Regions from separate parts of the Mus musculus genome. Here region 2 is linked to region 1. A link is a loop called in an ENCODE intact Hi-C map of the cell type or tissue named here. Cell type or tissue: gastrocnemius. All regions are shown on one strand. Each heading gives the region's core, and the rest is flanking DNA. Links, peaks and the distances in the headings are about the cores only.

The links. Peaks named below come from ENCODE experiments on the same cell type or tissue, not always from the same donor. Only the 100,000 strongest peaks of a DNase experiment are listed, where the experiment ranks them.
Region 2: it touches region 1 in a loop (11-fold over the local background); 11 of 42 quality-filtered maps call a loop at or near these places.

The regions. Positions count from the first base shown.
Region 1 is chr7:121,633,919-121,650,542 of GRCm38, forward strand. It overlaps Usp31 (ubiquitin specific peptidase 31), which reads right to left. Exons shown (of 16, transcript NM_001033173.2): 16 at 8,103-15,833. The coding sequence ends at 14,266. Among named protein-coding and RNA genes, the nearest start is that of 1700025J12Rik, 52 kb to the left of the region's middle. In gastrocnemius, for the core only: a CTCF peak has its summit at 7,437 (motif pointing left); a DNase peak (open chromatin) is centred at 7,428; H3K4me3 peaks cover 217 bases; H3K27ac peaks cover 204 bases.
Region 2 is chr7:121,250,682-121,267,305 of GRCm38, forward strand. No RefSeq gene overlaps it. Among named protein-coding and RNA genes, the nearest start is that of Gm36736, 78 kb to the right of the region's middle. In gastrocnemius, for the core only: a CTCF peak has its summit at 8,330 (motif pointing right); a DNase peak (open chromatin) is centred at 8,338.

The DNA of each region.
Region 1 (16,624 bases), core at 2,777-10,776:
TTCTATTGTTTATAAATTACTCAGCCAAAGGCATTTTGTTATAGCATTGGGATGGACTGAGCCAGATAGAGTTGGCTAAGTAGACAGATGTATGCGGTCATACAAGAGCTTGGACTGGAGGCCATGGTAATTGAAGTCAGCAGTGAAGACAGAGGGTAGACTTAGCACATAACTAGGAAAGAAGAATTGGATGGAGCCCACACATGGCCTATAAAGACGAGACTTTGTGGAAGAGAAGCATCAAGGAGTGTCAGGATGGGTATGTTATTTACAGAGGCAGAAAGCCTGGGTCTAGTAGTGTGTGGAGTGTGTGAGTGTACAAATCTATACTTTTAAAATACTAACTTACCTGGACTCTAATTTATTCAGGAAGCTAGTCTCAAGTAAAGTCAATTACTAGCATTTCCTATGTCTCTTGGGCACTAAGGAAAGGTTTTATTTTGTGGTGGGGTTTCTGGCTTGCTCACTGATATACTTGGCACTGTTCCACACATTCCTGATGAAAGGCCAATGGAATGAATGTCGAGTCTATGTTCAATGACCTGGAAGGACATCGAGTCTTAAAGGCTCCCACACTGGTTTTAGTCAGATTAGCTCCCATCTGCCAGCCTAGAAACAGGTTAAGTTTTCTCTGGAGGGAAATGTCAACACCATCCAAAGCCTCCATGTTATTTTCTAATGCACCGGTTAGCATCAAATCAAAAGACATATCTCAGTGAGTAAAGTTCTTGCCACCAAGCCTGACAACCTGAGAGAATATACATATACACCTGAAAGATGTCCTCTGACCTCCATAAGCATGTAGGGGCATGTCCCTGCCACCAAAAAAAAAAAAAAAAAAAATATATATATATATATATATATATATATAATGTAAAATGAGAAAAAAATTAAAGCATGGCAAGAAGTGGAACAAACGGGTTATAGCAGGGAATGCACATGGGACTGGTTACTAGCGCCATAGGCACAGGCTTTCAAGTAACTACATCGCCTGTGAAAACTGACAGCCACGTGGGAAACAGCACCAGACACCTAAATCTATAAATAATCCATGGAAATTCTAGAACTGAAAAGGTAATCACCTAAGTGAAGCTGACAACACAGCGAGGAAGGCCTAAGAACAGACTGACACAGCTAGGAGTTGACACATTTGCAAATGAAGTAGAGGATGCCCAGTTTAATTTTCATTTCAGACACACAACAGAAGCCTGGAATAAATACGTCCCACTCGAAATTTTAGACATTCTAGAATGTATCCACTGCTCATGTGATGTTCCTATTTAATGAGATTTATCCTTATTTTACTGAGAGAGATCAGACACAGCTGAAGACTCCTTCTGCTAGAGATATCCAGAATACAGAATGGTATTTTTGAAAGGATGAAAAAAATCCTAGGAAAAAAAACAGGTAAAAGCAAATGAAAGAGACATCTGAGACTTGGTGAACCGTCTAAATCACAGGAAGCCGAGTCCTAGAAAGCAAACATGTGCCAGAAGTAATATTTAAAGCAACAAATGACGGAGGTGTTTCCAAGTCAGATTCACTTCCTGAAGAATAAAAACAAGAAACCCACACCTTAGCCCATCTGAAGAAAGCTGATGGAAAATGAATCCCTTCAAAGCATCCAGAAGGAACCACCCCACCCATATTGCCTGAGGATGCGCAATAAGACTGATCACAGACTCACCAATGGAAGAAGCCCATTGAATGAGTATCAAAGAATATAATCTCCAACTTAGAGTTCTATCCCTAGGGAAAATCCCCTTCAAAACTGAAAATAGGATGCAGGTTAGTTGACTCTGTTGGTCTTCCTGTGGAGTTCCTATTCTCTTCGGGGCCCACAATCCTTCCTTCTATTCTTGCGTAAGTGTCCCTAAGCCCCTTCCACTGTTTGGTTGTGGGTGTATCTGTCTGAGTCAGCTGCTGGGTGGAGCCTCTCAGAGGACAACAAGCTCCTATCTGCAAGCATAACAGAGTACCATTAATAGTGTCAGGTATCAGTGTTTGCCAATGGGATGGGTCTCATATTGGACCAGTTATTGGTAAGCCATACTCTCAGTCTCTGCTCCATCCCTTGTGCCTGCATTTCTTGTAGACAGGATAAGTTTTGGGTGGAAAGTTCTGTGGGTGGGCTGGTGTTCCTTTTGCTCCGTTGGGGTTCCTGTTTGACTACAGGAGGAAGCCTCTTAAGGCTCTCAGAGCCTGAACCACCAACCACGGTGGTTGGGCCTAGGCCTCCCTGCATATATGTTGCAGATGTACAGCTTGGTCTTCATATAGGTCTCGAATAACTGGAGCTGGGGTATCCCAAAAGCTCTTGCCTGTCTGTGGGATATGTTCTTCTAGCTGGGCTGCTTTGTCTGGCTTCAGTGGAAGAGGATGTACCTAGTCCTGCAGAGACTTGATGTGCCAGGGTGGGGGGATTCCCAGGGGGACCCCCACCTGCTCAGAGGAGAAGAGAAGGGGGAAGAAATTGTGGGAAGGAGTAACCAGAAAGGGGGCAGTGAATGGTATATAAAGTGAATACGTAATAAAAAAAATAAAATAAAAACTGAAAATAGGGTGGGGATGTAGCTTAGAGGAAGAGTGATTACCTCACACCTGTATATCTGGGAGTCTCATCTTAGAAACACTGGGGGTGGGGTGGGGGCTGAAACCCAAAGGATACACATATATAAACCAGCCAAGCAGAGAATGAGAACAGCAGATAAGCATGAAGAACAGTGGCAGAGCCTGGTGTTCTGGAAGATGCAAAGATAAGTAATGCTGTGGAGATGATGGTCAGGATGGGAGAGGAGAAGCGAGGTGAGGAACAACTCCCTGCAAGGAGAGTATTGCGGTGAGCAGAGGTGGGTCTGCTGAGGACACGCAGGAATGCAGCATGTTTGCATGTCCTCTTAGTGTTTCTACTGCTGTGCTAAAGCGTGACCAAAGCAGCTTGGGGAACTGGGGGTTTATTTCCTCTTGTGGCCCAGGGCAATTGTGGTAGGGACTCAAAGCAGGAACCTGGAAGTGGGAACTGGTGCAGAGGCCATGGAGGAGTGCTGCTGACTGACATGCGCTTCATGGCTTGATCAGCCTGCTTTCTTACACAACCCCGGACCATCAGCCCAGAAGGTGGCACTACCCACAATGCACTTGGCCCCCCAGCATTAATCACTGATTAAAGAAATGCTCCACAGACATGCCTACAGGCCAATATGGTGAAAGCATTTTCTCAACTGGGAAATCTCTCTTCCAGTATTACTCTAGCCTGTGTTAAGTTGACATAAAATCTAGCCAGAGCATGGCAATAATCAGGAAACATCCAATATCCAACTAACCGTGCGTGGGGGTGGGGTGGGGGTAACCTACAGTTTTGAGCATGCTAGTCACACACTGTACCACTGAACTATATCCCTAATCTCTGGATGGAAAGATTTTCCTTGCAGAAGAAAAATTTTTGTTCTAGTTCCTTTCTTTCCTTTTTCTCCTTTCTCTTTCTTTCCTTTCTCTTTCTTTCCTTTCTCTCTTTCTGTCTGTCTTTCTTTCTTTCTTTCTTTCCTTTTTCTTTCTCACTTCCTTTCTCTCCTTCTTTCTCTCTCTCTCCCTTCCTTCCTTCTTTTAACTATAAAGAAACATTTTCAGCTAGAAAATAGAAGATCCTTGCTGCTGGTTCTTTGTCATGCCTAAAGCAGATACCCCTCAGTCAAAAGGTTAACTATCGTTTAATAACAAAACATACATGGATCAATAAGCACACATGATTTCCTCTTTAAAAATATAAAGACATTTCTAATCCAATAAGAACTGAGCAAATGCACCATTAACACAGGCTTAAAGTAAAATGCTAACAGAATTCTTCAAGCACACAGATCCCAGGGTGAGCTACAGAAAGGCTTAAGAAGCAATGAGAGCAAGCGTCCTATAAATCTAGGTGCACACTGACTGTGATGTTTGTAGTGTTAAGTGTAGATGGAGTCCGAATACATGCACATAGTAAACGGTCAGAAAGCGCAAGGGAATCAAGTGCTGTCCAGCCCTGAGGGTGAGAATGCAGTGCTGAGGCAGCACCTACCTGTCATCTCAGCACTTGGGGTGGATATGGGTGCACTGGAAGTCAGCATCAAGTCCATGGTGACACCCTGTCTTTAAAAACAAAATGACAACTAAAATCAGAGGTGGAGGCAGGGTTTTGAGTATGAGACCAGTTTAGAGAAAAGAAAGAACACGGCCAGGCCAGGTATCCTTAGTGCAAACCAGAGGATCCACCCAACCACAGCATCCAAGTGAAAAACCAAGTGGGGTGGCATATATAACCACACACTTTCCCCAGCACTGAAGAGACAGAGACAGAAACATCCCTAGAGCTTGGCAGCCAACTAACTCAGTGAAACCAGTAAGAGACCGTCTCAAAAAGAAATGTGGGGGCAGCTGAGGACACCTGCTGTCAACCTCTGGCCCCTCATATAAGCACACATATGTCCAATCACATGCAAATGTACACTGACACATGAACACACACATATATACACACCTATATATGCACACACATATATATATACACACCTATATATGCACACATATATATACACACCTATATATGCACAAATGCTTGGTGTTTTAAAAGAGTAAGAAAGAAGAGACAGATATAAAGCAGGTGGGAGAGAAGATGGAAGGGTGGAAGGAAGGTAGGCACCATATTAAAAACTAAAAAGCCAGGTGTGGTTGTGCACACCTTTAATCCCAGCATTCTTGAGACCGAGGCAGGAGGATCTCTGAGTTTGAGGCCAGACTGGTCTACAGAGTGAGTTTCAGGACAGTCAGGGCTACACAGAGAAAATCTGTCTCAAAAAAAAAAAAAAAAAAAAAAAAAAAACCAGAACCAAAAACAAAAATAAACCAAAAATATTTTTAAAATAAAGCAGTTGATACAAACATCAAAGAAACAGTAAGATAACAGATAAACCAAACACATTAGTAACTACAGTAAGTATAAGTATATCCAACACCCCATTCATGAACACCTCCTCCTGTAGATATCTTACCTACATTCCACAGGTGAAGAAGACTCCCAGGCACAGAGAAGTTGAGTAACTTGTCCAGACTGTCCACCCGTCAAGTCACAGTAGCAGGGCTCAAACCTAGCAGCAAGCCTCCTCTGCATAGGTCCTCTCCCCCTCCCCGCTCCCCCACCCCTTAGCTCTAGGTCACCCCTTCTGCAGTTTGTACCCAGATGCTTGCAGCAAGCTCCTAAGTCACCTCTCAGGTGCCACATTGTTGTCATGGTGACTATGAAATGACTTAAACTGGATCTCATTTCTTCCCCTAAATTAAACTCTTCCTAATTGTCATTTACTTGAGAATACAGGCAGCAGGTCATAGGAGGTTCCTTTAGAATGATCACACATTCCTTTGTTCAGCTGCTTCTTATCCTGACCAAGGGCTTCCTGTGGCTTCTAAAAGTAGAGTTTCCCTTGTGTGGAATGAGAGCTATCCTGCAAGTCCTCCAGGGTTAGCACTTCTTTCATCACTATGGTTACAATGACAGCTCACTGAACATTTTCTCTATGCCCAGCACAGTGGGTCAGGCTTAAAGAGCATCATTCCCCTTTAACCTTCATGATTCCACCTCACAGACAGGATGGTTGACTCAGACAAGTCAGCCAGCTGGTAGTTCAGGAAGTTACCACCATGTGCCGTCCTTAAGAGAAAGAAATACACCCTCTGCATGTCACTCACTCAGCTGGTGCCATATATGTTTGCAGAACATAAGACAGGGAGGAGGCAGACTGTAACATGGACTGCAACGTTTTCGAGGGTGACCCAGGAGGACTTTGAAGCAAGGTGGTATTTGGGAGATGATGTGAGGGTGAAGAAATGGACCATTTCTGTGTCTCAGAGCTGGCAGGCAGGATGTTTTGAAGAGCAGTGTTGAGCACAGTGCTGAAATGTCACATTGGCTACTTTGACCCTGTGACTAGACAGACCCTATTGCTGGGCCACACAAGATAGTTCTACAAGGGACCTGACTCTTGTCTTGGGGTGATAGAAAACTGTCATCTTCCCCCATGTGATGTTGTATGAATGAGATCCATTCACATTCTACACAGCTCAATCTTGTGAGGCCTATTCTAGGAGACAGACCAAGTCCTTGGAATCGGATCTGAGTCTCTTTCTTTTCCTTAAACACAGGGAAGGCCTAGGAAATATGAGATGTCTGATCTTAACTAAAGAGTGAAGCCTCATATAACCTTCAACTCAGGAAAAAATAGGGGAGCTGGAGAATTGACTCAAAGGTTAAGAGCATTTGTTGCTCTTGCAGAGGACCGGGTTCAATTCCCAGGCCCCACAGGGTGGCTCACAACCACCTGCAACTCCAGTTCTAGGGGGATCTTCATATCTCAATGGGCACCAGGCATATATATGAAGCACTAACATATGTGTAGGCCAAGCACTTATACACATACATACATACATACATACATACATACATACATACATAAAAAACAAATTGAGAAAAGAATGGAGCTGTTTAAACCAAAAGAGCATGTCAAATTAATGACATAGCCCTGGAAACTATAAAGAATGGGGTGATGCTCATTGGGCCAAATATGTAAAATCTGTCTCCAAGAGAGGAGATCCCTTGTTCTTCCTGTGTAGTGAATGCTGACAGGGAGAGAGAAATGTGGTGAGCCACAATGTAGTTAAGACAGAATCTCAGAGGGCTCCACAGGAGAAAGACCCTATCCACCAGATCAGGAAAAGTCTGGGGCAACCCACACGGAGGAGATGCCAAGAAAAGGGGCGAGCCACTGGCAACACCAAACATCTGCTCAAGTCTGGAGCCCACCTGGGAAGGGCCCTGACTTGGGGTGAAAGGTTTTCAACCTTTTTCTATGGGCGTAGACTTCAACTCTCTCATGGGGGCTTTAACTCAAAGGACAAGTAAGTAGACCTGGCCAAGGAGCTCTGCCATGCCTTTTCTTTCTTCAGGAAGACTTAAGAGGCTAAAACATGTTGTGGAAACAGTAAGCATTCAAGTATTTGAAAATAATCCTCCAAATACAGTGGAGCCAGAGTGGTCCTTAAATATCTATGCAAATACTAGATCTATATATTGTACATGAACATTTATACCCATGGTGAAACCTCTTTAGTAAACAGTGTGCTGTGGTTAAGCTAAAGGAGAAATTTTACCACTCCAAACTAGAGGGAGAGCCGAGTGCTATTTTGGATGACGGAGCATGTGGTCTACCCCAACCCAGCCATGATGTTGTGCTTTGGAATGGAAAGGTACCTGCTCCATGGTGCTCTCCGAGAGTGATGGCTGGCTGGAGTATTTACCAGACGAGGAATCAATTCACCTCAGGCATTTCTACCCTCAGATGAGAAGTTTAAAATCGGTAAACTGGACTTACAATACAATGCTGAGCTCTATTGCCCCCAAGTGGTCATAAGTGATATGACAGTCCCACTAGAGCATTCCGTTGGCCAGATAGCTAGGGGAAAACCAAAACCAAAACCAAACAAAAACACCTCAGAAGTCAGTTACTGGAGTGCTGGAGAGATGGTTCGGTGGTTAGGAGCAGTGGCTACTCTTTTAGAGCCTCGGTCCAGCTCCCACATAGTGGAGCACAGCTACTTCTAGCCTCCCCCAGGCCCTACGCACCAGCACACGAGTGGTGCACTTACATACATGCAAGCAAAACATTCATACACATAAAAATAATAAAGCAGGTAATGTGTATACGGGGTGAGAGAAGGCTGAGGAAAGAATATTTTTATGTTGCAGCTTCCTCTTACAACCAAAGAAGAACAATGAGAATCCGCTGGAAATGGGGCAGAATGTGAGCTCTTTCAAGGCCAGCTCTGTAGCCCAGGACAAATAGTCTCTTATCTCATATAACTGCTGACTGGGAGCACTGAACAAGTATGGATGTGATCTTTTTACACAGTAATTGCATGGGGAGTTGGCCAAACTGCATGGCAGTATCCTGTAACTTGATGTTTTACCTGAAACACTGCAGTTTTAAAGCCTTTTGTTAGAGAAACCTATGCAGTACAAACACTATTCAACATTTTAAAAACTGGTTTGGCAAGGGAGAGAAAAGACAAATATGTCTTGAAGAAGGCATCATGTAATAAATTTATTATGTTTTGTTACATTTTCCAGTTTTCTCTTAATTCCAACTATATACTATACAACCAACTGCTGTCTCAGAAATAAAACGTTTTCAACATAAAAATATAAATTCTGCTTCTTAAAAGTGCGTACACCTTGAATAATAAAATATACAAATAAATAACAGAAGGCAGTGCCACACCTCATGCACTTGGCCTAACATAATTTAAAATGTAGGATACACTTTCTTCCAGCCTGCAGGAAGGATACTCTGCCGTCCTTTTACTGCAAAATTAAACTTATACAGAGCTCACTAATGGTGGCTCGTGAATGACACCAAAGCATTTTGTGTACAGTGACATGACATGCAGCTTTTAAGACAACTGGAGAAATAGACGCCGGTGCAAAATCACAAGAGAATCAAAACAAAAACAAAACAAAACAAAAACAAAAAAACACATTTTGGTAATGGGCCTGAACTCAATTTTAACCAGTGGTGAGAGGCACAGTTGGTGAGCAAAGCTACACAACACAAATGCCTACAGGAAAACCCAACAGAGCCGCAAGCGCAGAAACACGGCCCCCAGTCTGGAATAGCACCTAGCAAAGTCCCCGCTGCAGAGTTCATAGCAGCAGAGAGCTCGGCTCTGGGAGGCTGTGCCAAAGCTGTCCCAGCTCTGATGTTTTCCTGATAGCCTTAAAATACGGACCATGTCAGATAAACTTTTTGTAGGCAGTCTGATGCTCAATGGGATGAGGACACACAGCACAGTGGATTATTCTGAAGATGGTATAGTGTGCCTGGCTCACCACAGACTAAAACCAAATTTCATGTGCCTCTGTAGGTAACATTTCTGGTTAAGTATTACATGATCTTTTTAATTACATAAAAAAACAACAACAAAAAAGGCTCCAAAATAATTTGAATAAAATGTTTCACATTTGTTTCAAACTAAAAAGGATTCCAGAAACTACACAGAAAAGACCTAGAGGGAGTGAACCTGAGCAGGAGGCCCAGTGCTGCCTGTGGGTTACACCGGTGCTGCCAGAGCAGGGCAGGGTTTGCAAGGCTAGGCAGGAAACTTTCCACTGTCTTCTACCATATTTTTTAACCTGGACATTTTTCCCTCTCCTGCATGGGTCGGTGTCAGCCCCAGAGTAGAATCTGGAGAGAGGCTGTGTGAATTAATTCAGACCCCTCAGGGCACTCTGCCTGCCACCAGCAAATAAGAACAATACCTGGACACACCAAGCATAAAACACTTCACACATCCAATTCGGGCCTTGAAGTCAGAAAGCCCCCCACCACACACGCACACGCACGCGCACACACACACACACACACACACACACGCACACACACATGCACACACCCTGATTCCAAGCCAGGGACTGACACCTTTTCATTTTCTTGTCCAGAGCAACTGGAGCTCTTCCTGAGTGCCCTGCATGGCAGTGATGATTCTCACCGTAAACTGTTGGCAAAAAGATGGTGTACCCACATCCTTCAGTTCTCACCGCAAACAAGAAGAGAAAGTCACAGAGCCCAGGCAGTGCTAAATGGCATCAAAAGCCTGGGAGCCGCCCAGGCATTCCAAGTCCCTTGGGGATACTGGGGATCTCAGGGAATTCTCCAGAATGGCCTGGGGAGAGTCTACACCTCTGATATATGCTATGAAGCTCCTATCCCTGCCCCTGCCCCATGGGAAACAATAGTTTTAAATAAGCGTGAGATGGATCTGGACCTGAATCTACTGTACGACACTATCATACATCCCACATGCTTTCTCTTACTGACGCCGGTAGGTGGGAAGCTCCCAAATCTTCCTTAGCAGCTCCAAGTCGCTATAAAAGCACTGAAAAGTAGTTAGCACTGTGTAAAGCCGCACCTCTCCATGTGATGATGAAAGAATACTAGAAGATATAAAAAATTAAAATCTATAGAAAATGGCAGGTTAGTTCTTAGAACAAAATACTTTAGGAAAGTCTTCAGGCTAAATACAGTATATACACCAGTGTATGTTCAACATGTCCAATCCACTCCTGCTTGCAAAATACTATTTTATACACAATCTTACCAATGACCAAGGAGATTGGCGAAGAAATATATGCAAAGCAACCTAAACTCACATTCATATTCACCCACACTGATGATTAAGCCACATTTTAAAAATCACAAATTCAAAAATAGAACTCTAGAATCTAAGAGTTGTCCCTTTTCTAAGACGCAATGTTTCTCGTAGTTTCTCTGTATGCTTTTTAATCAGTTGCTTGCATAGGTAGTATGAGCATGCTTTCTGAGCTGGACGGTGGGCATGCACAATTGTTTTCCTTACAAAATGATTGGTCATGCTCAAAAGGCAGCTGCAGAAACAGCTTGGGGTCTGATCAAAAGGCAGCATGGGACATCAAGCCATCACAGAAGTAAAAGCATCATGTCCCACCTGAAAGGTGCAGTCAGGTTAAACATCAATGAACCCTTTATAAACTAAAGCAAGAGCAGCCTGCACACTAGCAGCTAGGTTGTTTTTATAGTAGGCACTGGTTTGTCAGTAAATTTTGCCCTTCTCAACTCCAAAATATAAGCATCAGTGCACCTCCACAGTGTGTTTTAAGGAAACTGTGCTTATGATTTTCAACGTAGCTCAAAACCCAACCCAGAACACTATCTTTGTATTCAACGACAACCTACAGAGGAAACTGTAACTTCAGCTAGTTAGTAATGTCAAAATGAAACGTGATGTCACATGTCCATCTACTCACAGAGGATATTTGAAATGAGCTTTGCTCATAACTCTTTAATCCACATTCCCTTAAACTGCCACTACTGCTCCCTTTACATACCAACCCTATTAGTTTTATTATAGTAAGTTTAGAGGGACTGACAATGCCTCCCATCCCTCAATGATCTCCACATCCATCCATACAGAGGGTTAATGTGACATGAAGGACTAGGTACTGCATCTTAACCAGTACACAGGTCAGACAGTTCAGTCGGAACCCGCGATGAGCAAGGACACTTTAGCTCTCCGGACGTTAGCTGGACAGGATTTACCAGCTTGTTTCCGTTGACAACGATCACTCCTTGACACTGACTTGGTATCTTCCAGGACACAAGTGCTCAAGCTTTCTGCTTGCCTCTGTATGCAAAGTGGGCCCAAATGGATGAATGATTAAAGGAGGATTCCATGTGATCAAGGCAACCTGATGGCTGCACAACTGTGGCACCGCACAGCTCTTTAGGTCTGGCACAGCACTACTTACCCTCAAGCTGCTTTTCATGCCAGCAGGAAAAAATACAAATGAGGTTGGCCAGGGTCTCAAGTGACAGGAGCATATGAGCTTTGCCCTTCCACATCATCTGAGGAGTTGTTAAAGCAAGGTGGAAGGGTGATTTAAGGAATGATGTAGCCTCATGCACACAATGTTTACAGGAAAAGAGAGCAAGAATAAAAAGGATTTTTATTTAACAGCAAAACAACATTACCAATTCATCGCGCTGTTGGTTGGTGCTGTGTGTCTCCTGGGAATGACTGCCCTACCAGGCTAAGCAGAAACTCTGACCTACCATCTGAGTTTGGCCCCAAAGTACACATGTTCACTGTGCCCAAATCACTGGGAGAAAGATTTTAATAACCAAGTCCCTAACCCTGCCTCAGAACAGAATGAACTAAGTGATATTCTCATAAGCCATTTCACTGTAGGCAGCACCTTCAAAGTAGTATTTTCTGTGTCTTAAATATATCCCAGTAGTCGGGAATTAGATTTTACCGTTAACCAACCTCACAAGCATAACAGTTTCACAGCCTAGATAATGCCATGACACTTCCTGATTTTTTTCTATTGAACTAACTATGAAATAAGCACTAAACTCCATATTCATGTAGCTTTTAGATTTTATTATATTATTAAAAAATGTATTTCTAGATCCCATGGAAAAGTAAAGACCAGTAGAGAATTTTTCTGTTTTGTTTTTAAAAACATGATATGCAGGAAAAAGAGGATCCACTCCTAACTGCCTTCAAAAATAAAATGATATAGTACTGTGAAAATTAAACTAGTTTCTATTCATCTTAATTATGGCAAAACAGCTTGTTATTAAAGTCCTTTGTTTTATCATACTATAATTCTAAGACTGTTTCAGGAGCTCAAAGCACATAAATGCTCAATTCCTGATACTAATGGTCTCAACATTTCGTGCTTTTTCAGAAAATAAAAATAAAACAAGATTGGTGGCTAAACTCAAGCAGGGCTCACCTTGTGCCACTGAATAAATGATGACATGTAAGGTAGCAGTCACCTCAGTCACACCAAGGCAGGACAGAGAGAGCTTTAATGCTTTGGGAAGCCACAATGGGGCATGGGGACAGGAGGAGTATAAAAGCAGCCAGTATAGGACTGAGTGTTGTGGGTACTGGCTTACACACACTGAACTGGGTAGACAGCATTGTGGTAATGTGCAAAAGGCTGAACAACTAAGCCTCAAATACTACAAAAGCTCAAAGTTCCAGCCACCCTCAACCTGCAAGCTACCAGCTAATGTTAACATTAGCAGCAAAATAAACTTAAGCAACCTACTGGAAATATTTCCCAAGAGGTATTCCTAAAAGATGAACAATAAAAAAAATCAAAACTGCATGCACATATGCACTGCAGTCCCTTCACAGAAATACTGAAGAGTGAGGCCTGGGAACCACGAGCCTTAGAATTTAGTAACTACAAACTCACATGCTATATCTAATGACAAAATGACAAACGCTATTCTGAAAATCACAACCATGATTCTCTTGATACTAAAAAATAAATAAATAAAGAGGATATGAAAAAAACTGAGCTGCAAAGTATTTCTAAGAGATTTCCACAAGCCTTGGAAAAGTGTCTTCTTTATCTGTGAGAATTCAGTGAGGTGCCCTTCTCATACATAAGAATGTAATTTGTAACTACATGCCAGGGGAACACATGCATTCAGACTCTGTTTCTGAATGCTGGGTCAGAGATTACCTCTTCAGAGCAGAGTAGACATAAATAAGCTACTGGAAAGCAGTCAAAAGGAAGACTGGCACCAGGATCCACACTGCATGTATAGCGCTCAGCCTCACCCCACATCAACAGACCATCAGTAGCTCTTGGCAAGAGGCAACTTCTTTCTTTTCCAAGCAACAAGACAAGGCATGAGCATGCACACACGAGGCAGTATGAGATCCTCAATTTCTAACAGAAACAAGCAGCATCAGGGAAGGAAAATGGTACCAACTCAGGCTTCAGTTTGGAATAAAATTTTTTCTCTGGGAATCTTTCAAAGGCATTAACTACTCTGCTACAGTTCAAAATTCCAATGGCCTTAGCTAGCAAACTGAGAATGAAAAAAAAAAATTAGTTAGTGACTGGCTTTCTGACTATTCAAAATTTGTCAGCTCTTAGAACATATATAAAGAGTCAAGACAGGTTATCACTTCAGATATGAAAGTAGCAAAGATTTTATGCCTACCTGTAAAGCTTCTACCTGTGGCAGCAGGATAGTCGCCACCCCATGTCACCTTCCTCTTGAATCCATCTATTAGTAACGTGCATCCACCCTGGACTAGCTGAGTATATATACCTGAGAAACATTAGTGTTAAGATATTGCCCTTACAAAGACTGGTAGATGGGGCCAAAGTGCAGAAAGCAAATTTTCCCTCAGTTTATTTTGTTGTTAGCATCAGTTTTTGTTTGTTTGTTTTTATTAAGCTTCTGATGCCACTCAACAATCCACATGAAGATAAATTCTGCTCAGATGAAACCCAAGGCTGACTGTTCATCTGTCTATACACTGATAGCGTAATTGGTTCACAAGTTTCCAAACCCTAATGTCCAATAAAGTCATTAAGAGTTTTCTGGAAAGAAATAGGGATGATTGCTAAAGGGACTATTCAGATTATTTTCTACAATTATTCCAGTTAGCTTGGTATCAATGCTTTGCCTATGGCTGTTATTTGGTTCAATGGCAGAATAAGGCGACACTTTTAACAATTTGAACTCCACACACACACTCATACTCTCACACAGTCAGGCACATGACCCCAAAAAATACAAAATAAAAGCATAGAGGGCTTTGGTGTGGGAGAGGAGGGGTTCTAACTAAATAAACATCTGTACAGATAAAACACCCGATTGCAGAAGGTCACTGAGGTTTTTGAGAAGGCCGTGCAGAGGTTTGCATGCTAGAAGACAGCTTTTTGGAGCCTTTCTCAGTGGTCGACCTGCTACTGGGAGACAAGGGAGCTCCAGAATCTAGCTGGGAAGACTTGGATCTGCGAGCAGATAGCAAGGAATGTTTAGCAGGGTCCTTAGAGACAAGTTGTTCCTTTCCAACTGCATTTGTGTTTGGCTGCTGTGAGCCGGGAGGCTGATGGCCTTTCTCTGTCTTGTCATCTGCAGTGTTCTTACTGACTGACTTGACAGAGCTCCCACCAGCCTTTTTGGATAGCAAGGTTGTCTTGCCAAGATCAGTTGACCTCCGGGTTTCTTTCTGTCTCAAGGCTGACTTAAAGAAGGACAGTCCCTTATCCTCAGACTTGCTGTCCCTCTTCAACCCAGAGCGCACACTTGTGCTAGGTGAACGCAGGCTGGCCATGGAGGAGCTCCGGACGTGCTTGCCATCCACTCTGTTGTCCCCTGCTCTGGCCTGATTCACCCGAGGGGAGCTGGGTTTGGAGGTGGAGGTGGAGGTGACGCTGGCTCTGTCAGAGCCTAAGCTTTGTCTGGAGCCTTCTCTACTCAAGCTCCGGTCAGAAGTCCTGCTCTTCCCAGAAGGGAAGGGGCCCCTGGTGACAGGGCTTGGGGCTTTTTTGGCAGATATGGATGAGGAGGAATAAGTAAAGGCAGAAGCAGACTTTTGCTTCTGTGGTGAAGGAGATGACATGGATTCCTGGGACCTGGGGGAAGATTCTTTTTTGGGTTGGGTAGAGGAGGAAGATGAATGCCTTCCACTTGTCCTGGAAGAATCTGCTTTGCTCCGACAGCGGGCAGGTTTCATGGAAACCTTTACAGGAACAGGAGAAGAAGGAGATGGGCTTGACAGAGAAGATTCCTGGCTAGCCAAGGCTGGCCTCCCCTTGCGCATGTTCTTCTCTGGCTCAGAAGTGCCTTTGGAACTAGGGGAGCTCTTGGTTGTGCTCTCTGGCTTCTTTGTGAGAGAATCTGAGTGGCTTGGAGGTTTCACCTCTTTGACTGGAGAGCTGTCAACAGAATCACTCTGGTCCACATATGCAATCTGGTTATTATTATCAAAAGGATCAGAGACGGGGGGCAAGTGATCCCCTTGTGCTCGGTTTTTGCTTGGTGTGTCTACAACACTGGAGTTCAATTTTCCAGGGTCTGAGTCATCTTTGAACACACCTTCCATGACAGCCAGTGGGGCCCGGCCCACAGCCTTGTGCTCTCGTCTATTGTGACTGTCACTTGGTTCCTGGTGACTACCAGAAAGGTTCCGCAGACTACCGAAGCAAGAAATGGAGACTTTGTCATCACCTGCCTCGCCAATCCTTTCAAGGGTGGAGGCAGATCCATGGATTGGGGAGTCCCCTGAGAAGCGGGAAGGAGAACTGGAGCGCATCTGCAGCTTGGCAGACAGGGACCAAGAAGGCCGCATGCAATTTTCATTGACAGCCAAGGGGCTGGTGACAGAAGATCTGGATGACAAGCTTTGACGCTGCACGCTTCTCACGAACGGTCGAGTAGAAAAGCCTCCTGCATGGCAGAGAAAATTCTGTCAGGCTAAACCAACAAAAACATTTAGTAAGACACTGAAGACAGAGCAAAGGCAAGCCTGGTGTAACGACAGGACCACAACCTTCAAAGTAGCCTATGTGCTATAGTCAAGGACAGCAGAGTGCTTTCAACCTTCTGGAGATCAGTTCCCTTATCCACAAAATAGGGTCATGCTAAGTCTGAAGCCAGCAAAATGTTCTCCATCTATGCCATCCTACATTAGAGTCAGCAAACTTTGTCAGAATGTTAGGCAATTGCTCAGCTCTGCCATCTTAACATCAAAGCAGCCACAAATGGCACAAAACTAAGCATGAATGGTTATGTTCTAAAAACTCTGGGAAAACCAGCCAACCACATGTGACCTGCAGACTGCTGGTCTAATTAAAGAGTTAATTAAAATCTTAGAAGTTTGTGTCCACCAAAGATCCTGGCGCTCCCAAGTGTTCACTAAACATGGCCTGCTAACCCAGCTTCTTCATCTTCCTGAAGGACACCTGGGGCTCACAAAATCAACTCCTTGAACAAAATGACACAAGAACCCATTACCCAACAGGTAACAGTGAAAGGATATCAATGGAAAGAACTAGAACCTTGGATATAATACATGCTACCTCGAGTGACTGGCAAGTAGTATTTCCAATGACTTAAACCTTCCCAAGACAATTCCAAGCTGAATTCTGTATGTACTTGTTACTGTAGCTATGGTCTTTGTGACTCCTAAGAGTCAGGTTCTGTTCTGTGTGACCACTGAGCATGACTAAATGATGATG
Region 2 (16,624 bases), core at 4,178-12,177, 380 kb before region 1:
GTGTGTTAGGAAGTGCCAGGGTTTGGACTGAATGTAGGAGTGAAGGGAACGAGGGAGCAAAGCTCGGAAGGGCCTCCAGGGCAAACTCTACTTGGACACCTCAATTCTACCTGCCACTTGCTTTTTAAGTAAAGCTTTATTGGACCACAGCCACAACTGTTCGCTTCTACGTTGTCTCCGGCTGCTTGTGTTTTCCAGCAGCAGACTCAAGAGATTGTAACAGAGATGATACTGTTTTCAGGGGATAAAGTTGAGGAGCCTTCCCTTCTCAGTTGAGAAGTCTTGGAGTCACCGGTGTCACCAAATTTACCTCTTCTTGGACCCAAGAGCAGCTCAGTTGCCATAGCCTTTGCCTCTGTATCTTTTTCTTTGACTCCAGCAGTCATTACTTCCTGTCTTGCCTGGGGCTTTGCTGTCTCCTCTTTGGCCAGTCACTCCTGCATTTATCCCAAATCTGTAACACCTTCTTCACTGAATAGCTAAAGTATTCTTTGCCAATTTCAGATATGACAATCCCCCAATGGTTCTCTAGGTCTCTTGAAATAGTGACTGAAAGCCACAGTATGGCCTTGTCTGCCTTTCCAGAGTCCTCCAGTGAGGGCTGTCTGGCTTTTTGGCTTCTCTGGCCCATGGCGAATAAAGATTGCCTTGGGGAAGCCAGGTGTACAACCCATGACTTTCAGATTGTGAGAGCATTCATACATTTACTTTGTTTGACACTGTAACTCAACATTGTCATCTGTAGTTTATGCAAGAACCACCCCATCAAGTTGGGAAAAACTCACAGGAAATCCATGATACCTTAGGTAAACTTACAGTTTTGTGTTGGGCTGTATTCATAGCTATCCCGGGCTTCATGTGACGTGACGGCTTGGTGTTACACAACTCTTTATCTGGTGCCAGGAACACAACCACAGTCCTCTGCATTCTGATAGGCTCCCTCCAGAACAGGACATTCTCTTTGGTTCTATGTACCTTTACTCTCTACTCCATACTTCTCCACTGAGCCCATCCACCCTCCAGGCTTCTCCAGAGAAACAGTTCCCACTTTCCAGGTGTCACTCTGACCATCACTTTGACAGAGAATGTGTCTTCCATGACTTCTTTCACAGATCAGTGCTGTCACTCCAGGCTGCTTCAGTTTTCAGTCTCCACCCTCCATCTTCTTATCTAGTTGCAGATAGAAGTCTACATTTGTTTCTGTTAATCAAGTAAATATTATCCCAATCAAACAAACATTTATTTAAGAAGTACAATAATTGAATAATTAACTGATATTTATCAGAATAATTATCAATTAATTGTTAATTATAAAATATAAATATAATAATATTAATGAAATCATTCTTTTAGTCTGACTTCACAACCATGACAGAGAGCCACATATTGGTTTGTTGGTCATGGTGACCCCAGTTGTGTCACATGGTGCCTGGCATTTAACAGCCCTTCGATCAATATCTATCAAAGAGTTAGAGAATGAATCTTATTCTAGCCACCTCTGGGTGATAGGAAAGAGTCTGATATGTAGCCTGCTGAGGCTTTAGGTGCCAAAGCCTCAATTTTATCCCGTGAGAACTGCATTTAACTGAGCGACTTGGCAGAGCAGACCCCAGCTGTTGTTGATTGATGTCACTTGGAGACAGCAACAGCAGCAGAATTCCTTCCAGCCTGTGTCTGTAGCCCTAGACAGTGTGTACTTAGCTTTCTTTTCTCCTGCTGTGTGTCTCAGAGATCAGTCACATGGAGTCTGACCCACACGGAGTGGCTGTCTGACCCCTCTACTCTTCAAGTTTCTCTACATCGGGTCTCACCATCTTCCCATCCGGGGAAGATGCTAATGAGAAAGGGCAGATAGGTGTCTTGGTGCCATGGTGCCATGGTGCCCTCCTACCTCCTCCACTATCTGTTAAGTATTCCAAAGGATGCAGGCACAGACTTTTATTTGTTTTTCTGGCCCTAAACTGCCCCTTGACATAGCCAGTGATTGCTTTTTTAAAACCACGAAGGAAAACTAGGTCCTTTCATCCACTGATAAGGTGTCAGGTGACAGAGAGATCAACATCCCAACACATAAATCTGCAACTAATCCTTGGGAATCAATATTTTTCATTAAGAACCTGTGAGAGTTGGGCCATTATGGGGAAAATCTGTTTAGGTTGACACCTTGATGAAGTTATTCAGTTCAGGGGCTTAAGTCATTGAAAGGTAATAAAGAGCACAGAGCAATCTCGGGGCTGGTTAGGGGAGAAAACGATGGCCGTATTGAGCTTCAGTTCAGTGAAAAATGACCTCCTGATTTATTGGGGAATGATAGGGTGCTGGCCTCTCGGGCAGACCGGGGCAGATCCTGTCAACATGGCAGCCTTTCATCCCTCTGCAGTTGCAGAGTTTCATGAGCTGTCTAGAAGTCAAAAAGCACTGGGGAAACATTTCAGGGGCCTCAGGATAGTGATAGGATTTACTAAGACCCCACTCTCATATACTCTTTCACATTTTGGACTTTGTCTTTTCAGCGGGGCATTGAGGTACAGTGTTATAAGTAGTTTAACAATGAGCTCGAGTTCAGAGTGGGGGAAAACAACTCTCCAAACAAAAACATAGGCTCAAGGCTGGGGATGAACCCCGAGTGGTCAGAAGTTCAAGGTCATCTTTGATTACTTAATAAAATTAAACTAACACCTCAACAAGCAAACAAACAAACAAATAAGTAAATAAAACAAACCCGGGCTTATTCAGAGCTGAGCAAGGATAAAGTCAGATTTCAGTGAGTAAGATTTCAGTGAGTGAGTAAGATTGGATGAGGCTTTGGAAATATGACTTCTTGGTCTCTTGCCTTTAGAAAACAACTCTGTTCAGGGTCTTGGCGCCATCTTGAATCTATTTATTTATTTATTTATTTATTTATTTATGTATATTTATAAGATATTTTCTTTATTTGCATTTCAAATGTTATCCTCTTTCCTGGTTTCCCCTTCCCATCTTCCCTCCCCCTGCTCACCAACTCACCCACTCCTGCTTCCTGGCCCTGGCATTCCCCAACACTGGGGCATAGTGGCTCCATCTTTTTACAGTCATATTTCTGTTTTTGTCTGGGGAACCCCACAGTAGACTCTCACCATTTTGGGGTAGATCACCTATCAGACAAACAAATCCCTAACTTTAAGTTATTTGTTTATTACTTATTTTTGTGTGTATGTGAAATATGGGGGCACATGATACAACCTGTGTTTTGAGGGTCAGGGAACAACTTTGCGGAGTTGGTTCTCTCTACATTTATGTGGGTTCCAGAGGCTAAATTCAGGTTGTCAGATTTGTACTGAGGCATTTTAGGTGCCTTTTCCTGAGGAGACATCTTGGTAGTCTCAGTCTCCACTTCTTTTTGATGATCGACGAGCTCTCAGCGTAAATTTCTTTGTACTCACAGATGCTATCAACCACACATGAGGAACATTTAGACAATGGAAGGTCAAGAAAGTGGCAGTATGGGAGTGGCTTTGATGAGCTCTAGCATGTTATCTGGTAAAAGCTGGCAGGCGGTGTCTATTAGGTCAAAGTGGGTCCCTAAAATGGCAGTTCTGGCGGCAATGTCCTAAACAGAAGGACTCTCATTGGGAACACAGAAGGATTGTTACTTGGTAAACAGAAACTGAGCATTCCTCAGGACCACCCCACCCCCCATCTGCAATCTAACAGTTCATCACTTTGAGCAAAAGCATCTAGTTCCTCATTGGTCCGAACAGCCTCAGCCTGCATCAGCGTCAATGCCCGCCCCCCACCCTGCTGTCATCTATCTTATAAAACCTGCTTGCTTTCCCATCCAGCTGCCACTCTCATTCCCCAGAGGCAGGCTAGCAGTTTGATTCCCTGAATAAAAGTTTCTTTCTACCCATGGAACGGTCCAGGTTTGGTGGTTTCAAAATGAAGGGTTCAGAGAAGTCATGCTGGCAGCAAATGGGGTATATGTGAGGAAGAGGAGGTTAGGAGCACAAGCAAAGACCTAGATTAAGGCAGTGACAGCAGGCTTCAGAAGAAGAGCATTGATTGGAAAGAGAGAGCAAGATGAGTGGACAGGGTTAGGGCTGCTCACAAGGTGCATTTGGGACCCACTCACTGGTGGGGCTTTCACTATCCTCCCCCTACCCTGAAAAGGCAAGATGAATGTGGTGGTTTGAATAAGCTTGGCCCAAGGAGTGGCACTATTAGGAGGTATGGCCTTATTGGAGTAGATGTGGCCTTGGTGGAGGAACTGTGTCACTGTAGGGGTGGGCAATGAGACCCTCCTCCTAACTACTTTGGGAGCTAGTCTTCTAGCAGGCCTTTATATGAAGATGTAGAACTCTCAGCTCCTCCTGCACTATGCCTGCCTGGATGCTTCCATGCTCTCTCCTTGATGATACTGGACCAAACCTCTGAACCTGTAAACCAGCCCCAATTAAATGTTGGCCTTATAAGAGTTGCCTTGGTCATGGTGTCTGTTCATAGCAGTAAAACCCTAACTAAGGCAATGAAGAAGCTAAAAGTAGTAAGAATGCAGGTGAGCATCAAGAACTAAGGAATTAAAGGAGAGAGGGGAAGGGGGAGAGCAGAGAGGGAGAGGTAGGGGAGGAGGAGAGGGGGGAGGGAGAGAGGAGATAGAGATAGAGGTGGAAAACAAGAAGGGAACAGACTTGCGGGAGTCAGGGAAGGTCAGCCCTGACACCATCCAAGTGAAGTATCAGCAACACTCAGATGCCCGTTCACCTTGGCCAACATGGTGCCTTCTACTCTCAGTCTGAGTGTTATGTGGGGAGCCAGCAAGCAATTGGCAGAGGAGTGGGTGTGAACCAACACTCTGGACTTCCATCCACTAAGATTCCTAGAGCTGTGTGCAGTAGAGGTTATTTACCTCAGAGCTCAGTGTGAATGGCACCCCCGAAGGTTCTGTGTACCTTCTGTGGGAAATAGGCACACAGTAGGGCTTCTGTGTACAAATTGCCCTTGAGATATTTCATGCTGAGAGAAAGAGAGACAGCCTATTGCCATCAAGGAGGGCTTTATTACCAGGGAGTCTTTAGCTATTATGATTGCAAGGGGGCAGGGTGAGTAGACATCTTTTCACATAAAAAAAAATGAGCACCAAAGTTAATGAAGGGGTGTGGTTTATAGAGATGGAGAAGCCGGCTTTGCAGAGGCACATCTCTTTTTTTGAAGCAGGAAGGAAGATTGTCTACCCATCCTTCTGATGGACTTGGATCCACGACTCAGCAGGCCACTTGGATTCTGGGAGAATTAGCCTTGGACATCAGCTCTGAGCTCATTATTTTTTAATATTATATTGGATTGCCCACAAGAGTAGCCAGGCTAACACCTATTTATTAGTGTTACCATCAAACACTCCATTCATTTGGTCATTCAACAAATGTCCGTAGAATGTGTGGCATGTTCTAAAACCTAGGATAATACAATTCCAAGTACAAGGACAGTTGGGTACAAAGCTGAACACAAGCCGATTCTGTTGCCATGGAGCTTAGAGTTTTGGAAGGGAAAGGCAACCATGCAAATGGAAAATTCCAGTGTTATATGATAGAGACATTGCTCTGGGTAAGTGCTGGGCTCTGGATTAGCCATGAAGCCAAAGGACTTCCTGGAAGAAGAGACAAATGAGGCTAAAAGGCATACGAGGCAAGCCAAGCCAATAGGTAGAAATAGATATATTCTGGGAGGAGGACACACCAATGGAGTGACCAACAGGTAGAGAAGGCAGGGCATGTTGGGGAAATGAATTAAGGCCTGGGAGGCTGGACTGTGGAAGGATGGGAGAATCATGAAGAATAAGGATAACACAGAGTTTCTTGGCTTGGGTGGCTGTCATGTGTGTGGTTGCTACACATGAGCATCACCAGAACTTCCTAGTCTGACAGAAAGACCATTTAGAGGCCATTGCCTGGATCCCAGTGAGGTAGACTAACACCATTGGTCAGAATTAGAATTGTGGTGCCTGGCTAGATATTTTCTGTAGGTTACTGTATGTTTCCATCAAATTCATGTTGAAATTGAATCCCCACTGGGATAGTTACCAGACAGGCCATATGGGACCTGTGAGAGATGCGTAGGTCACAGGTCCTCCCACTTAATGGATAGTGAGTTGTCTCAAATGCTCTAGGGGTGGGGAGGAGAAGGGGGCAGGAGGGAGAGAGTATGTGAATGAGCACTGCATGCAATACATTATTAAATGCATATCCTAACCTGGAGGAAACTTATTATATTCACATGCCATGGTAGTCATGGAGGCGAACAGGGCTTAAGTAACTTATTCATGTTTGTCCAGCTAGGAAAAGACTGGACTTCAATCTCAGATCCACCTGAGGTGAGGTGAGAGCCTAGCTTCAGTCATGGACCCTTCCCCCTTCAGCTCACCCTCTCTTCTCCAGGTCCTGAGACAAATTTCAGGGTTCTGGGAGTAGCTCAGCAAGATCAAAGGCTCTTTTCCTCTCTATAAGCAAAGCTAGTGTAGACTCCTTCCATCCTGATGTTCTGATAGTTTGAACATCTGACTGCTACCTCATAATCCACGATAGCAGCTAAGATCAAGCCATCACCTCAGCATTCCAGCCCGTAGAAGGGAAGACGGATCAAGGGAGCTTTCTCTAAAGTCACAAACGACACGTTGCTTAACCTTCTGACTAGAAATCAGGCACGTAGTGAGACCCAGCAGCAAGTGAACCTGAGAAGAATATCTTTTTCCCTTTCTGAGTCTTCATGTAGGCAACTCTACACGGAGGCTGTTTCTAAGGGAGGAAGGAGATAAGGTACAGTAAGAGCCATGGTCTCTGCCATGGGGATCCTTCTCAGAACCTAGGTAAGGTAAGTTCCTTTCAAGGCTGGCTATATAAATAATCATCTCAGTTAGGATGCTTGGTGGGACCAAAGAACCAAAACTGCCGAGCAGGCATGATCTGACTTGGAGTGGTTCCAGGACCTTCCTGTGAATGCTGGAGTCATTCAGTGTAGAGCTCTCCTCTGTGACTGGGTCAAGGTTGCCCCACTGTAAACCCAGGGAAGCTAGCCCAGCCTTCCTCTCAGGGAATGTGTATGCTTCCCTTACACCTGACCCTGGCACAGACCTGGTGGTTGTTTTTCAGAAGCATCAGTGTCTTTGCCTTAGGCATTTGTCCTCAAAGGGCAGCGACACTGTCTACTGACTGCTTTGTACAGGGTAACTGCTTAACTAATTCCTCAGTTTCCCTGCAGCCTTCGGAGTCCTGCAAGGAAGGAAGTAGGACCATCTGCAGCTGTGGTGAGCCCACCGAGGCTCAGGGAGATCAGGAGATGTGCCCAAAGTCACTCAACAAATACCAGGATCTGGTTCCCCATGAGTTCTGCTTTGGTCACAGGTCTCTCAGATTCTGCTCCCAGTTTGGGGGACACTCACTGCTAGCCTGTCTATCCCAGAGTTTGTGAGCTGCCTTATCACTTGGGCAACTGTCTTGCACTTCCTAGTGGATGCTCCTCTGAGTTAAATCAGATCTGCTCCAGGCTCCACACCCTCTCCTCCCTCCTGTACCGTTCTCGACTTTGTGTGCCATCCGGATTTCTAGCTTTACCCTTAGGTTCATCATGGACCTCAACCAACTAGACCATCTCTGTGGCTTTCCCCAGGGGAGAAGGCAGGCATGACACATGAACAAGGATGGAGAATACAGGATTTGATGGTAGAGTGGGGGGGGGGGTAGGCTTTAAGCTCTGCAGTGTTCTAGGGGTAAGATGGGATCTGAGAAATTAGCTTCAAAGATATGAGGGTGGAGGGGAGGTGACCAGGGATACGTAGAGAGTGACCTAGCAGGGTGAGATCCCGACAGAGGCTGGAGAGCTTGTATGCATTAGCCCACAGCGTGCTCTAACACCCTCCCTGAGGCTTGGGATTGAGTGACTGGAGGGGACCTTAGCATCTATCCAGCCCTGTTGCTATACTATGCCAAGCCTCCAAATGTAGTCCCAGCACTTGGGAGGCAGAGGCAGGAGGATCACAAGTTTAAGGCCAGCCTTAGACTACATAGTGAGACCTGTCAACAAAATCAAACAAAATACAACACAAACTCATATAGTCTACGCGTGTTTATTAATGTTTTTTTAACTCAGTCGTTTAAAAACTAGTCAGTCATCTGACGAAGCGACAAAACAAGGAATAAAACAGTAATGACATTAAAAAGCATCTACCCCCTCATGTATGCAGCTGCCGAGGGCTTTGGTCAGCTAACAGGACTGACTACACGTGAACAGTCACTAGAACTTAATTGAGAAATTGCCATCGAGGGGGATGTAGCTTGTGTACTCCCTCCCCTCCACCTCTAGATGGCAGCATAGAGCAGTGGTTAAAACTGGCCTTCTGGCCTTCAAAAGATTTGAGTGACTCAAGCGAAGAGAATGATTGAAGCCTACCTCATTGGGTTAAGACTTTCTTGAAAGGCCTAGATCATAATCAGTGCTCTCCCTCCCGCTTCTGTTGATGTTGCTATCATATTATTATTCCACCACTCTGCTGGGGAGCCACGTCTGTGTTCTCTGTGGTTACTTTTCTATGCCGGGAGAGGCAGCAACTTCACACTAAGCTAGAAGCTGTGGTCTCCCAGCCCTCCGCAGGAGCAGGAGAGAGGGATGCAGCTTTTAGTTTTGATCTTGTGACTCCCTAAGGCAGTGAAAGGCTAACATGGCCTGCTGCTGGCTGGGTCTGTGTGTATTGATCAGCGTCACAGGGGTGGAACTGGGGGTACTGTTCTAGAAGCACTCACTTTGATTCCTCAAATAAATCCTCCCCCCGGGTCCTGCTAGGAAACTAATTGGGGGTTGATTCTGATGAATACATGCCTGGTCGCAGCCTGAGAAATGGACCACGCCAGCAGATGGCTGGGGCTTGAGAAACGGTCACGGCCTTCAGAGGGGCCCATCAATAATAGATCGGCTCCAGCCCTGAGAGAGGGAAGCGTTTCTGCGGCAGGTATGAATTATGGATGCCGTTTAGGGTAATGCGGATCTATCTCAGAGGTTCCGCTCAGTTTATGTGCTAGTAAAAGCCGGCAATTTGCCCGTGTTCCAGCTATAATTTGCGCTACATTAAGGGACCCTCCTTTCCATAATGGATGTGCGGTTGGACGCAAGCGCAGTAGGACCCAAAGGGCAAGGCATGCTGGGCCGGTAAGAAGACTAGGTGAAGGCCAGGGAACCAATCACGCGCTGAGGGCCTCTTGGCTGTGGACACAAAAGGATATTTTAACTCCCAAGGTCTAGGGAAGAAACCACACTCAATCCCCAGTCCTCCCGTTGACTCGACCATCATCAGATACACTTGATGTAGGCCTTAAGAAAAAACCCAAAAGGAAACCTATGGCCTGTTGGGTAAGAAAAATAACAGTACTGGAAGGAAGCTGTAGACAGGTAGGCTAGAATAGATTCTAGAATTCCAGTTCTGTCGTCTCCACTTGCTAACTGTGTGACCTTTACGAAGTATGTCCCCTCTTCATGCATGGGTGTCCTCCTTTAAATGGCACAAAGGCTGACCATTATGTGCTGAAGTCAGACAGTTTGTCAGAGCCAAGTGATAATCAGAAAATCCAAGAGCTGGCTGTTAAAGATGGCCATCATTAAAAATTAAATTTTATAAACTTGCAATTAAAATTAAAGGCAATAAATACACTAGACTCATCAATTCCTAATGAGTCTCCTCCAGTTTACTCTCTGTGTTCCTAGGGCTATTTGTGTCTCTTTCTTCTATGTGGTGACAGTGATACACAATATACCTCCTTCCTCATGACAGAATGTTGTCTTCACAGGACAACACCATCTGAGGTCTGTGTTGTCATGTTGGTAGCTTGCCATTGGCCATAGCAGCAATATTTACACTAAAGGTTATTGTCAAATGCTGTTAGGCGGCATGGCCCCTCCCCCACGCTGGCTGCTCACCTTTCAAGAGCACACATTTAACATTGACCTAGGGAAATTGTTCAGATGGTTGGATGGCTTATGGATTTATAGATTACCTAGAACAGCATCCAGCACATAGGAAATACCATGTAAAACTTTTTAAAATGTTCACATTGTTTTCTAGCATGAATTCCTTACTTTGTATTTTGTGTGTGTGTGTGTGTGTGTGTGTGTGTGTGTGTGTGCATGTGCGTGTGTGTGTGTGCATGTGTGTGTGTGTGTGTGTGTCTTTCTCTATTACTCTCTGCCTTACTGTCTTGAGACAGGGTCTCCCACTGAACCCGAAGTTCTTCATTTTAGCTACACTGGTCGGGCTGTGAGCTCCTGGGACTTGCTCGTCTCCATCTTCCAGTGCTGGGACTACATGAGTGTATAGATAGCCACACCAACTTTAATGCGGGTACTGGGAATTTGAACTCAAGTCCTCAGGCTTGCAGAGCAGGGGCTGACACTCACTGCATCTCCCCAGCTGCCACCTTAGCTCTTTTCTCCTATCAAAGGCCAATTATTCATTCAAGTCTGTGTTTGTCATGCCTTCCACTTCACTTGCAAAAAGTGAGTAACTTTCATGTCAGTTTGGGTTGAAAAGTGCCAGGAGAGCCACTGTACTTGGTTAAACCTGGTGATTTGGGGTTCAAATCTTAATTCTATCATTTGCTGGCCTTCAAGGCCCTGGGAAAGACCTTTAATTTTAGTAAGATTTCTCATGTGTAAAACTGAAAGAATAATATTAACACTTCTTGGCTATGAGATGAGTTGGAACTTAAGTTTTGCATGTTATTTTAGATGTGATGGATGCTTAGTAAATATGTCAACAACTGTGTTAACATGTGACATGTGCTTATTAATAAGCAGTGACTACTTAGCAGCACACCACCCTCCAACCTGGGTAGTTTGGGCTGATCTAGGTAGATGGCTAGGGAAGACATGTCCTTGCCTGTTCTTTGCCACATGCATCTGTCCCTTAACATTGTACCTGTTGGCACGAAGGGCTGTGACCTCACAGGGAGACTGAGTCCTCTGTCACAGCCTGTAACCTGGCCATGCGCTCCTGCTTAAGCCTGTAGACAGACAGCCCAGCACCGGGGTGAGAGCTGATCTAGGATGCCAGCTCAGCCCAGCAGTTCCTTAGCAATCCGATCTGGCAGAATGGGCTGGTGGGGAAAGAGGTGTGCCTTATTTTCTCAGTCGGAGTTCAGTAGAGAAGGCTGAAATGGCCTTTTTCCTCTCTAGCTTGGGTGCTTTAATAGGTTTTTGTGTCCTTTGAGCTTGTTTATATTCACTGTCAGGGACAAAGAGGCAGCTTTCTCCTTAGATGGTCAGATCTTGCAAGTCTTGGAAGGAAGAAAGTGTTGGCACTGTCTGGAAGACTCTGAAAAGCCAGGCAAGAGGGGCTAGCAACTCTCCCCTAGGCTACCCCCAAGTGGAACCAATGTGGTGGTGTCGGGGAGCTAGCTTCTGAATTTGTCCTGGAGCTTTATGGGACCAGAAAGGGAGGAAGGAGAGACTACTAAAGAACACCGTAGGGATAACCCCAAGGAGTGAAAGGGAGGAAGGAGAGACTACTATAGAACACCGTAGGGATCACCCCAAGGAGTGGGGTTGGAACTTAGGTTGAATTTGGTTTGGACAAAGAAGCATATTACATTTATTTTCAACCCAAGGGCTATTCAGACTTGTGACTCTTGTAGTGTGCTGGGCTCCCAAAGAGGGCAGATAAGCAGTCACTCTCTTCAGGTTTTCCATTTGTACCCTACCACATTTAACCACAAATCTGAGTCCTAGGGCAGCTTAGAGGTTGATTCTTTCTTTCCACCTGAGTCCCAGAGATTGGACTCAGGTCATTAGGCTTGAGAGCAGATGCCATTTACCTACTGAGGTCATCTTGCTGACTGTAGCTTAGAGGTTGACATTCAAGGCTTTTGAAGCCAGGCAAACCTAAGTTCGGATTCTCCGTCCATCACAAAACCATCTGTGTGAACATTGGGTAACTCTTTAATCTGCCGAGAGCCTCCATTACGTCACTAGAGAATGGATCTTCTTTAGTATGCTTATGTAAATGAAATGGCTTACCTAGTGTGCGGAACATGATACTACTAATAAACACTGTTTCCCCTTCCGTGCTGGGGGCTGAACTCAGGGCCTTGTGCATGCTGAGCAAGAAGAGGCCTATCACTGAGTTGTACCCCCAGTTGTCTTTGTTATGATATGCTTAATGAACCAAGTAAGAAGAAAAAAATATCCTGTCAAAGGAAGAAACGAAGGTTTTTAGTGAGGTATCTCTTCTGGTGGCAAACGAGTTCTTGTAAGCCCAACCTTGGCTTTCTTCCCATTAAAGCCAGGAGAGGCCATTGAGTTCCCAGGGCCTCTCAGGGCCAGAACCCCACCATCCAACTGCCCCAGGTTCCCCAAAGCTCTTCAGAGCTCTAAATATAGACGGAGATCTCTGAGATGTGCTGGATCATGGCTTTTGTCTAGGCAGACAACTTGGCTCGGTCTTGGCCCTATTCCTGATTACTCTGTTCCATGAATCCATTGTTTTGTTTCGCTTTGTGGTTTTTGCTAGAATCTTCCAGAACCACTTAAGAGGAGAAAGGAGTAGGATGCCAACCTCTGGCCGAACCCAGACAGTGAAAAGACCCAGTCTAATTTTGCCAGAGTCACTGATGTATCTGTTGGAGCTGTTTTTAAGTTTTATGTGGTATATTTACTTATTTAGTTATTTTTAGAGACAGTTTTCCAACTGTAAAAGCATAGGTAGCAATTATGAAAAATGTAGAAGTCAAAAATTTTCTACTTTTCTCCCCCACTTTTGAAAGCAAAAATCTACCTCTTTAAATCCCATTGGACTCTGGAAATACCATCTTACCGAATTTATAGCTTTTCCAATTAGTTAATCAGTAAATCAATTGGCTAGAAAATCCTTATTGAGTGCTGTGTGTGTGTGCACGCGTGCGCTGACATGGGGGTCTGTGATCATGGTGAGATAAGAGAATGAAAAGCTCTGAACTCACAAATGTCTCACAGTCCCAGAGGGGAGACCAATCTAATGGCAGTGCAATTAGCAATCAAGCATCTGGCCCTTGAGGGTGGCGGAGTTTAGACAGACGATAAATGTGCACATGGTATGAACAGGGAGACAAATGAGTCCCAGGGTGAAAGCATCCAATGGGGAAATGTCTTATTTCTCAGGCCCCAAGTGAAGGAAAAGTTAGCCTCTCTTCATCTGCTCGACCACTCATCCACCTGAGATGCAGTTAAAATCCCCAGAGTCTCCATGTGAAAATGATGTGTCATAATTGCACAGATGTGCAATGCATAACTGAAATGTTTTCTAATTTCTTACAAAAATTATTTTATTGGTTCTTTGTGAATTTCACATCATGTACCCCTATCCCACTCATGCCCCCCCCCCGTCCACTTGTACTCATCCTCCACCCTTGAAGCCCCGCAACAGATAAAAAAAATCTCGCTGTGGAAGCTGTAGTGTGTTACAGTGTGTCCCACAGTATACCGTTTTGTTCATACTTCTTTGCTTGCTGGATTAGTTAGGGTCTCATTGCTATGAAGAGACACCATGACCGAGGCAACTCTTAGAAGAACAGCATTTAAGGGCCAGCTTACAGGTTCAGAGGTTCAGTTCATTATCATCAAGGCAGGAATATGGCAGCATCCAGACAGGCATGGTGCAGGAAGAGCTGAGAGTTCTACAACTTCCAAAGGAAGCCAGGAGCAGACAGTCTCTTCCACACTGGACAGAGTGTCAAAGCCCAACCCTACAGTGCCCACTTCCTCCACCTCCTAATAGCACCAATCCCTGTAGGACATGCAAATTTAAACCATCACACTTGCAAATGTTCATTGCAAGGAGTCCTTGATTTAGTAGGCTTCTGCTACACTATCAATACTAGAGCTTCACTGGGACTCCTTTCAGACATCCTGTTGTTGCCCTGTGCCATGGAGGGCCTGTGTACTTTATGCACTTCAGCAGTTCATCGATGGGGTGTAGATGTTGGGGTGGGCCAACTCTAAGCCTTGGATCTGGGCCTGAGAGACATCCGAGCTGGTTAGCCCATACCATCAGGGCCTGCGCTATTCTGGCTGACCCATTCAATGGTACTGCCAGCAAGGGACAGAGACAGCTCTCCTGCTCCCATGCTCCGTGGCTGGCTCATCCACACCCATGCCATCAGGGCCAGTGATACTGTACTGCCCAGGTGAGGTGCAGGACTGACTCTCCCAAGTACTGCAGCAGGCAAGGGACAGGGCCAGTTCTCCCACTCTCATGACTTCCCACCCCAGGAGAGGGCAGCTATCCTGCCTGCCATAGGTGGCAAGGGGAGGAGAAGGGAGAGGAGCATCTCTCCCTCTCCCATGTCACCAGATGGCAGACAAGTGGCAGGGCCCAGCTCTCCCATGCTCACACCCTCAGGGCTGGCTCACCTGTACCCACCACCACCACCAGGGTCAGCTCTACCGCTCTTTCCAGGTGGGGTCTAGATCCCAGCTCTCCTGCTCTCATGACCCCCAGGTCCAGTTTTCCCACCTATTGAAGGTGACAAGGGGCAAGTGGGGAGGGGGCATCTCTTCTTCTTCCATGTCACTGCACAGGAAATGAGTGGCAGGGCCAGCTTTCCTTGGGACAGGCTTACCCATGACTCCTGCCACCAAGGCCAGCTCTACTGTGCTTCCTGGATGATGATGATGATGATGATGTGTGTGTGTGTGTGTGTGTGTGTGTGTGTGTGTGTGTGTGTAGGGGTCAGGGGCTCTCTCTCATACTGCAGCTGGGTAAGGGACGTGTCAGCTCTCCTGCTCTTATGGCCTCATGCTTTCATGGCCTCAGGACCAGCTCTCCCATGATGCCCAGGCTAGGGGTGGGAGCAATTCTGCACAGCCACCAGACATCAACATTTCCCAGGGCAGCAACTCAGACCAGAGACATCTACCGGGCCTTTGGTGGTAACAAACACTTGCTGCTGCAGGGTCAAAGACCCATATGTGGACCCTGGTGCCAGCACAGGCCGGGACCACACCATGATCCTAAGTGGCATCATTGGCTACTCACATCAGGATGCTCTGGGGTCTGGGCTCATCTCAGAAAGTGTTTTCAGGAGTGCTGTGTCCCACCCATGAATTATGGCATGGGGCGGGGGTCATCTCAGGCATGGTCTGCCCTCACCTCTGCCAGGATTGCACAGTTCCAGACTGGTGGTCATCTCAGGCTAGCTCCCTGTCTGGGCCCCATGGCTCCAGACTGGTGGTCATCTTGGGCTTGTTTCTTACCTGGGCCCATCAGAGTGGCCAACTCAGGTACACTCCCTCCAGGGACTCATGGTCAGGTGGGCTTCATTTTGTCTCCTGCTTGCTCCCTGCCCTGGGAGCCCATGAAGGCCAGCCTGTGAAGGTGGCACTGGACTGGTGGTCAACCCAGGCTCACTTTGTGTGTGTGTGTGTGTGTGTGTGTGTGTGTTTTCGTGTGCATGTATGTGGAGATCAGAGGTTGATGCTGGGTGTCCTTCTCAATTGTTCTCCACTTTGCTTTTGAGACAAGGTGTCTGATTGAGCAAAGACCTCACAGGTGCCATTGGACTGGCTGATCCCAGTGCTGGATGGGATCGTAAGCACACACTGTTACTACAGTCCTCAGAACTTAGGTCCTCATGTTTTTTCAGCAAGCCCTTCACTGATGGATCCCTCTTAGTAGCCCTGCCTTGTGCCTTTTGGATGCTTCTCATCCATCTTCTCAGATGCTGTGTGCCGTCTAGGAATAGTAGTTTGCATGTTGTTCTTATCAAAGTGGATCAGCATGTAGTTTTTTTGCTTCCATTTCCTTCACTTGACCTAATTACTTTGAAATTTATCTACATTGGGGTCTATCCCCATTTTGTTGCCTCTTAACTCTTGAGACTTGTGTGATATAGAACTATGAGGTGAATTCACCTGTCGATGATATACTTGGATTGTTTTCAGGTTTTGGTTGTTAATTGTGGTGTTGCTATGAACATCCACTTACAAAGTTTTGTGTGGATATGTGTGTCCATTTCTCTGGCATAGACAACAAGGAGTAGAATGTTTGCTTCGCTGAGCGGCTGTGCACAGCTTTCAGTTAAAGTGTGAGTCGTGTAAAAGAGATAGCTTTGTTCTGGCATTTTCATACTGTCTATGAGGCACTTGGTTTATATTTATCATCCAAACCCTACAGTTAACTCCCGCCTTCCCCCCCATCCCCCCCGCCTCTTCCTACTCTCCAGTAGCCCCGCTTTCTGCTTCCATGTCGTTCTTTTATTTAAAGACTCCGCTGTGAGAGTAAACATTTGATACTTATCTGAGTCTGGCTTATTTTGCTTAACATGATGACACCCATTTTCCTGAAAGGGGCTCAACAAACAAACAACAACAAAAGGACAAGTCAAGCTAATACCTAGTCTTACTATACCACAATTAGGAAAATGACTGAAGGAGTCAAAGTCAGTATGTCAGAGAGACTCTGTTCACCTCTGTGTATCACACTCCCCACGCCACCTGGATCGAAGAGTTAGTTAGCTTACGTGCCTATCCACAGATGAATGGATGGAGAATGTGTTCGTAGGAAACTGAGACCTGGTTTCCAGAGTGACTGGCGTTATACACTCTCCTCAGGAGGGTGTGGAGTTCTGTGCTTTCC